Regions from separate parts of the Mus musculus genome. Here region 2 is linked to region 1. A link is a contact called in ENCODE POLR2A ChIA-PET data. All regions are on one chromosome and are shown on one strand. The core of a region is the stretch at or near the end of the contact, and the rest is flanking DNA. Distances in the headings are between cores, read along the strand shown. Region 1 holds the start of Vars2 (valyl-tRNA synthetase 2, mitochondrial). Region 2 holds the start of Ier3 (immediate early response 3).

The links. ChIA-PET counts read pairs that join two places held with the same protein, here RNA polymerase II (POLR2A).
Region 2: POLR2A ChIA-PET joins it to region 1 with 14 read pairs in Patski. The contact joins the promoter of Ier3 here to the promoter of Vars2 in region 1. POLR2A ChIA-PET finds 5 or more read pairs at or near these places in 2 of 5 experiments (Patski and embryonic stem cell).

The regions. Positions count from the first base shown.
Region 1 is chr17:35,665,943-35,669,580 of GRCm38, reverse strand. Vars2 (valyl-tRNA synthetase 2, mitochondrial) reads left to right here and starts at 1,989. Exons shown (of 29, transcript NM_175137.4): 1 at 1,989-2,508; 2 at 2,656-2,737; 3 at 2,826-2,926; 4 at 3,329-3,450; 5 at 3,542-3,608. The coding sequence starts at 2,308. It overlaps Gtf2h4 (general transcription factor II H, polypeptide 4), which reads left to right. Exons shown (of 14, transcript NM_010364.4): 11 at 142-272; 12 at 924-971; 13 at 1,075-1,153; 14 at 1,579-1,853. The coding sequence ends at 1,751.
Region 2 is chr17:35,819,314-35,823,246 of GRCm38, reverse strand. It overlaps Ier3 (immediate early response 3), which reads right to left and starts at 1,534. Exons shown (of 2, transcript NM_133662.2): 1 at 1,319-1,534; 2 at 336-1,209. The coding sequence starts at 1,528. The coding sequence ends at 937.

The DNA of each region.
Region 1 (3,638 bases), core at 740-3,239:
ACAGGAAAAAATCCAGTTAGGACCGTGTTTCCTGGGTGGTTTATGTAGCTCCCTAGTATTTATTCCTACACTTGAGGGTGGGGCTGGAGGAAGGCAGGGCTGGGCAGCCTCCTCACTCCTCCTCCTCTATCCCTGGGGCAGAGTCGGAACTGCAGATCGCTCTCATTGCCCTTTTCTCCGAAATGCTCTATCGATTCCCCAACATGGTGGTGGCACAAGTGACCCGGGAGAGTGTGCAGCAGGCCATTGCTAGTGGCATCACAGCTCAGCAGGTATCCCTACTTGGAGTAGAGGTCGGGAGAGGGGCTGTGCTCATCCTGGGGGCCAAGGTATTCCTGTCACAGCCTCAGGTCTGTCAGGGGAGGTGGCGAGTCACCGGGGTAACCTGGAAGGTCATGGAGTGAGACGGTCTAGCTCTGAATCTGTCTCACTCCACAGTTCACGGCTGCCTTGTCTTTGCGAGCCTTACTCTGCTCCCAGTAAACAGCAGTCCAGGGGTGCTGGAAGACTAGATGTTAAGATGCTTAGCTTAGAGCCTGCTGAGATATGGTTGCTACTGCCATCTTAAAGAAAGAAAAACAAGGCAAGACTATGGAGAGAACAGATGCATCATAGAGGGACTCGCAGGAGGTGCACCTGAAAGTAACAGTAGAACAGGCCTGGGTCTTGTCAGGCTTGTGGCTAGGAGAACAGAGATGCTGTTTCAGTGACATTAGCTCAGATGACTTTCTACATTCTTCTTTTTTAAAGTTTTATTATACATAAGTACGCACCAGAAGAGAGCGTCAGATCTCATTACAGTGGTTGTGAACCACCATGTGGTTGCTGGGATTTGAACTCGGGATCTTCTGAAGAGCTGTCAGTGCTCTTACCCACTGAGCCATCTCGCCAGCCCGATTTTCTACATTCTTGTGTTTTCCTAGATAATCCATTTCCTAAGGACAAGGGCACATCCAGTGATGCTCAAACAGGTATGACTGGGTACCAAGACTCAGGGGGGCTGGCAGCCTGGGCACCTAGCCGCGAGAGGATGGATGAGAAGCCAGGTCCTATAGCCTCACCCTTGTCCTGCAGAATCCTGTGCTGCCCCCCACCATAACAGACCAGATTCGGCTGTGGGAGCTGGAAAGGGACAGACTCCGGTTCACTGAAGGTGAGTGGCTTCCGCTGACCTAATCTCAATCATTGGCTAAAGAGGTAAGGCCAGCAATTTCACGCAAAAGTTTTGTGCATTTCGTATTTGTTTCTCAAAAGGGAAGGAGAGGAAGACTGATCTTTTATTTTGGTATATTAGTAGCAGGAAATATGTCCCAAATCAGTGCAGTTTGAATTAAGCTAGGTGAGGGGATAAGAGGCAGGGTAATTCAGTCTTCTCTTTAGGTGGGTTTGCGTGGCTTTTCTTGTGGATTCTGCTGTCTTTTCGAGTGTCTGGATGCCACAGGTGTTAAAGTTGAACAGTCGACTATCCGTAGAGAATTAGTCCTAAGAACTGTGGCCTGCAGCCCCTGCCTGCATGCTGCTTGGAGGGGCAGAGACCACTGCAGCCCCTCACCTCCTGCCTGTCCCACCCGACCCCAGGCGTCCTGTATAACCAGTTCCTGTCGCAAGTGGACTTTGAACTGCTGCTGGCCCACGCGCGGGAGCTGGGCGTGCTTGTGTTCGAGAACTCGGCCAAGCGGCTGATGGTGGTGACGCCGGCAGGGCACAGCGACGTCAAGCGCTTCTGGAAGCGGCAGAAGCACAGCTCCTGAGCCGGCCAGGTCCAGCCCCGGGCGGGCAGCTTTCCAACTCAGATGTATTTTGTTTACACACCGGGATATTTCTTGTTTAATAAAATTATGGAAAAAAATCTACGCGGCTTCAGACGTCTGCCGGCGTTTCCCTACCCAACGCAGTGATACCCGCTTCTAGCCAGAAAGCCGGAGGAGCGAGAGTCTTTTACGCATGCGCCTGCGTGTCCCCGCCCACGCATGCGCGCGCACCTCGCCATGCACCTATCGGCTCTGAGTTCGCCGGGACGTTCGAGTTAGAGGCGCATGGCCGAGGTTGCGGGGGTGGGGGTGGTCCCAGGCTTCCGAACCCCAACCTTCGTGTCCGCGTCAGTGCCCGGTGACGGGCAGAGCTCCCGCCTTCTCTGGACGCCCTGGTTTCAGTGATTCCAGAGTGCTGTCCACACCGTGCGCTCCGCCCCTAGGCGGAAGGACGTAGAGTGAGAGAGGGTCCTGCGGATGGGAGTGAAGGGTTGCGACCTCCTGCATCCCATGGCCTCGTAGTGAGCAGACCTCCATCCCTTCCCAAACACTCCCGATGCCTCATTTGCCTCTGGCCTCTTTCCGGCCACCGCTCTGGGGGCTGAGGCCCTCATGGGGTCTTTCCAGGCCCCAGGCACTTTGTACACAGCCGGAGCCCCACGGCTCCCCTGTCTCTCGGAGGAACCGTGAAGCCAAACAGAAGCGCCTGCGCGAGAAACAGGCGGCCCTGGAGGCTGGGCTAGCTGAGAAGAGCAAGGTCAGGGGTCAGTCCTTGGGTCTCCCAAGACTTGGGAAGGGGCTGAAAGAGACTGGCGCAGGGATCCAGATGACTGTGGTGTATTGGGGATTGCAGCCTCCACCCCCACTCCGCAACACACACACACACCCTGTTTCCTCCCTGCAGATACCTGCAGTGCCCACTAAGGCCTGGAGTCACAAGGAGGTAGTATTGTATGAAATCCCCACCGGGCCAGGTGAAAAGAAAGGTAAAGTGTAGGGTGTGTTTTGCGATGTTGTTGCTCTTTGGTCTGCTAACATGCAGTTCAGTAGTGGATCTCTGTTCTGCTTCCACAGATGTTTCTGGGCCCCTGCCTCCTGCTTACAGTCCCCAGTATGTTGAAGCGGCCTGGTACCAGTGGTGGGTGCGAGAGGGCTTCTTCAAACCAGAGTATCAGGTCAGTGCGCGGCAGAGGGCTTCTATGAGGTCCTTAAGACAGAGTGAGTGGCCCTTGAACTTGGTGGGCACAGGCTAACTTCACAGTTGATGTTTATTTCTTTCGGCCCCTGGTTTTCTTTTTGCCTCCCCCGTGTTGGATTTCAATAATAATAATAATAATAATAATAATAATAATAAATTTGAGACACTGTTTCTCCACGTAGTCCTGGCCGTCCTGGAACTCTGTAGACGAGGCTGGCCTCAAACTCAGAGATCTGCCTTCCTCTGCCTTTTCACACGTGTGCCACTACACCTGGCCTTCTTGAAGTTCTTTTTGCCCCAAGGCACCAGAGGGTGCTGTTCCCCTAGGCAACAGCAACAACTAGTTCTCCCTCGCCTCTGACTTCCTCATTCCTTCCAGGCAAGGCTGCCCCAAGCTACAGGGGAGACCTTTTCCATGTGTATCCCACCTCCCAATGTCACCGGCTCCCTGCACATTGGCCATGCACTCACAGTGGCGATCCAGGACGCACTTGTGCGCTGGTGAGAGGCGGTGGGGCCACTGCAGTTCCCGAAGGGAAGGCTGGAAGTGAGGATCAGTGAGCTCAGAGTCCCCATGGTGTTTCTGTGGCAGGCACCGGATGCGTGGGGATCGCGTGCTGTGGATCCCCGGGTCTGATCACGCAGGAATTGCTACACAGGTGGGTCTTGTGCCCCCCTCTGCTTGGTTG
Region 2 (3,933 bases), core at 285-2,784, 150 kb before region 1:
ACATTCTCCCCCCCACCAACAACCAACCCCCCCCCCCCCCCGCTCGAAGCATTGGCGTGGAAGCTCCGCCCCCAACCGAGGCCACGCCCTTCCACTCTGGTTCCTGAATACCCGCCGCCTGCCATGAGTAAGCAGGTTGCCACACCACTCTCTAACTGGGAAAACCGCACACCCAGCAATGTATGACTGCATCCGGTGACCGGATATAGGTCTGTAACTCCAAGAAAGAGTTCAGGACCCAAGAAAGGGTGAGGACTGGGCACCTAGTCACATCCTCCCGCCACTCCCCCCTCCCCCCCGCTTGAATGATACACTTCGAGAACTGCAGATAATAATGACAGGCAAATCAAGTTTATTCGTGTTCACAGAACATACATACTAGGCGACCCCAGACAGCCGCCCTCTGACAATCCATGGACCCAAGACTCCTGCAGCTGCCCCTGAGAAGCAACCAGAAGACATCAAAGGCCGGATTCCCAAGGGTCTTCCAAAGCCTTACAACAGACTACAGAGTTGAAGTGCTGGAAGACGGAGTGTTACCCCTAATCTTATTACACCCCCCCCAGACTAATCCCCAAGCTGGGAGTCCTACCACCCGGGTCCTCCCTCCCACAACTCTGTCTTACCGACCCTATAAATCGTAATAAATATCTGTGTTACAGCAGGGAGGCATATCTCGCACCCCTGCATAAGTTAGAATAAATATTACATACACCCCTCCTTCACCTAGGAGGATATACATAAATACATAAATATTAATTAGACACGGAGAAAGTCTCTGTCCGTCCCCAGTGGGCCTAGCCAGGACCCGCGGTGTCTCTTGGCGGTAGTGTTCTGAGTTAGCGTTGCCTTAGAAATCCCAGTTTGGGATACGTTCTCTCGCACCAGGTACCCATCCATGGTGCCTTTGTTTCTTCGGACTGTGACCCATCGCGTTTAGAAGGCCGCCGGATGTTGCTGGAGAAAAGCTTTAAGATCCAGCGCATAGTCCGAGGACTCCGAGGTCAGGTTCAAAGGCTCGAGGACCGGGGGCGCAGTAATGGGCGCAGAAATGGGCTCAGGTGTCACGGCGCTGGTAGCATCCTCCGGAGCCAGGGGCTGCGACACACCCTCTTCAGCCATCAAAATCTGGCAGAAGATGATGGCGAACAGGAGAAAGAGGACCCTCTTGGCAATGTTGGGTTCCTCGGTTGGTAGCTGGCGCCGGACCTGAGCAGATAAAAGAGGGAAACGTCAGATCGAAGGTCCCTGCGCCTAGTTGTTACCTACAAGTTCCAGGGCGACGCGACCTCCTGATGCCCACTCGGGCGATACTCACCACTCGAGGGTAGAGCACCCTTCGGCTGCGTTTTCGGTGCCCGCGAGAAGTGTTCAAACGCGCGGTGGACACCACGGCCCGCTCCGGGAGAGGGTCGAAGGTGAAAATTTCGGGACCAGAGCCCCGCCGGAGTTCCGGGCCGGTGGAGGGAGCTGGAGAAGGGGCCCTCAGGCCAGTCATGGTGTGGAGATGGTTGCGCGAGTGGCACATAATTTAGACGTTGTGCAGAGAGTGTAGAGGAGTGCAAATCCCCCGCAAAGCAGAGCTACTTATAGAGCCAAAGAAGGGGCCGGGCCGGGGGGAACTCCGCCCTTCGCAGCTGGGGAGCAGTTGGCTGCAAGGGGCTGGAAATTCCAAGGAGGAAGCAAAATGTAGGCGGAGCCTTGATTGGTTATTCTCTAGGTGCCCCAGTGCACGTTCTTTCCTGGGAGTAGTGAATGCTTGTGGGTAAAAACATTGGGAGTAAGCTCACGTCCGGACATGAGGTAGCTAGAGAGGGGCTCTCAGACACGTAGCAGATGGTCCAGCCACCCTCCTTAGTGAAGTCCAGCAAGATCAAGGGACCACAGAAAACACATTCACGTACTTACTTGGAGGTATGCGCAGGAAACAGGAGGGAAGTCATTGCACAAACTTCCAAGAAGATAAAGAACACACTAGAACCCACAGACCGGGCTCTGCCTGCCTCCGTTCACGTGAAAACCATACACACATCACAGAGATTTCAACAGAGCACACGGACACAAAACTGCAATGGTTACTTAGGGACACTCCCGAGACGCTATTCAAAGGGATAGAGGGAAGACAGGAAGTCCGAAGCTCCTGCCTTTGCCCCATACTAGGTGGGTCACAAAATAAGTGAAGTTTCTAAAATTATGAGACTTTGTGCCCGTCGTCAATAGCACCATTAGGAACCCACGGGATCCCCGTAATGCTTGAGAGACCGCTTTCCCTGAACACAGAAGTCAACATTTCTGAGCACCTCTAACAGTCCGAGTGAAAGTGTGGTGGAAACTACCCATCACAACATGAAACTTCAGCCCTCTTCCCAGCCTGCCAAGCGGAGGCAGGAAGACACAGCAAAGCAAGCTCCAGTTTCAAACGACAAACAAACAAACAAACCAAAACCATAACATAGAAGGGGGGGGGGGGGAGACACTGGTGGCACAGTTCTTAAGAACACTGCTGCTTTTGCAGAGGACCTGGAATCAGTTTCCAGAACTCAAGTGGCATCTCGCATCCAGTCCCAGGAGATCTGATGCCCTTTTCCCTTTTTGATCTCTGTAGGCATCTACATGCATGTGGTACACATACATACTCAAAGACAAAAGACTCATATGCATAAAGTAAAAATGAGACATATCGCTGGGCGTGGTGGTGCATGCCTTTAATCCCAGCACTTGTGAGGCAGAGGCAGGTGGATTTCTGAGTTTGAGGCCAGCCTGGTCTACAGAGTGAGTTCCAGGACAGCCAGGGCTATACAGAGAAACCCTGTCTCGAAAAACTAAAAAAGAAAAAAAAGAAAAAAAAAAGAGAGAGAGAGTAAGAGAGATATCTTAAAACAAACAATTTGGGTGAGATGGCTCAGTCTGATGTCCTGAGTTTGATCCCTGGGATCCACGTGGTCAAAGAAGATAACTAATTCTTAGAAAGTCACCCTCTGACTCCCATACGTGGTCACATATGCCCACACATACACACTCCCGAATAAGCAATTGAATTATATATGAATATATGTGCACTCTTGAGAGCTCCGAGCTCAGTTCCATGAGAGGAAAGCAAGCCAGGTAAATCTGTCACTTTGGTCTGAAAGATTTTATCCCCTGGACTTAGGAGGGAACCATGACCAGACTCTTCTGATGGGGACCCTGAGGAGTTAGTGTTCACATCTGACTCATAGTAAGGGAGGCTTCAGTCAGGGGTGACATTTGAGATGACCCGTTAGGTGGGATATGACACATGCAGATGTAAAGGGTGACTGTAAAAAAAGAAAAAAGAAAAAAAAGAAAAAAATCAGCAGAGGCTCAAAGCTGGAAAAGTACAGGATTGATTTGGGGGAATCTCAAGAAAAGCCACCTCACAGTAAGTTTCCTGTGTAGGAGTCATGGAAAGTGCTAACAGTGGGATGGTGGGAGAGGAGCTGGGCAGAGAGGAGAGCTCACCAGACAGGCTGAAAACCCACGTTTGACCCCAGATCATAGAGCACAGGCCAGGAATAAGAGCAGTCTAAACTGGAAGCTGCCTGGGATGAGGACCATGCCCCCGAGGGGAAGAATATGAGGGGCAACAAGCTACTGTAGGGACCTCGGGCAGGGACTAACAGCAACCTGACTGAAATGAGGCTCCAGGACTAGCATGAGATCACTTGATTTAGGTAATCCATTGAGTGTCATTGGAGAAAGGACATTCAGGGGCTCCAGGGCTCTGGGCTGTACCTGGGTCGGAACTTTATCTCATGTGAGCCTGGTGAGTATATATGATTTTCCCCATCATTCAGTCAGACGCTGTGGTTCACACACCCTGTCCTTCATAGAACCCAGCACAGGGCCTTGCAAGCAGTTCTTGCTCAATCATCCTTAAAAACGTGTGTGTGTGTGTGTGTGTGTGTGTGTGTG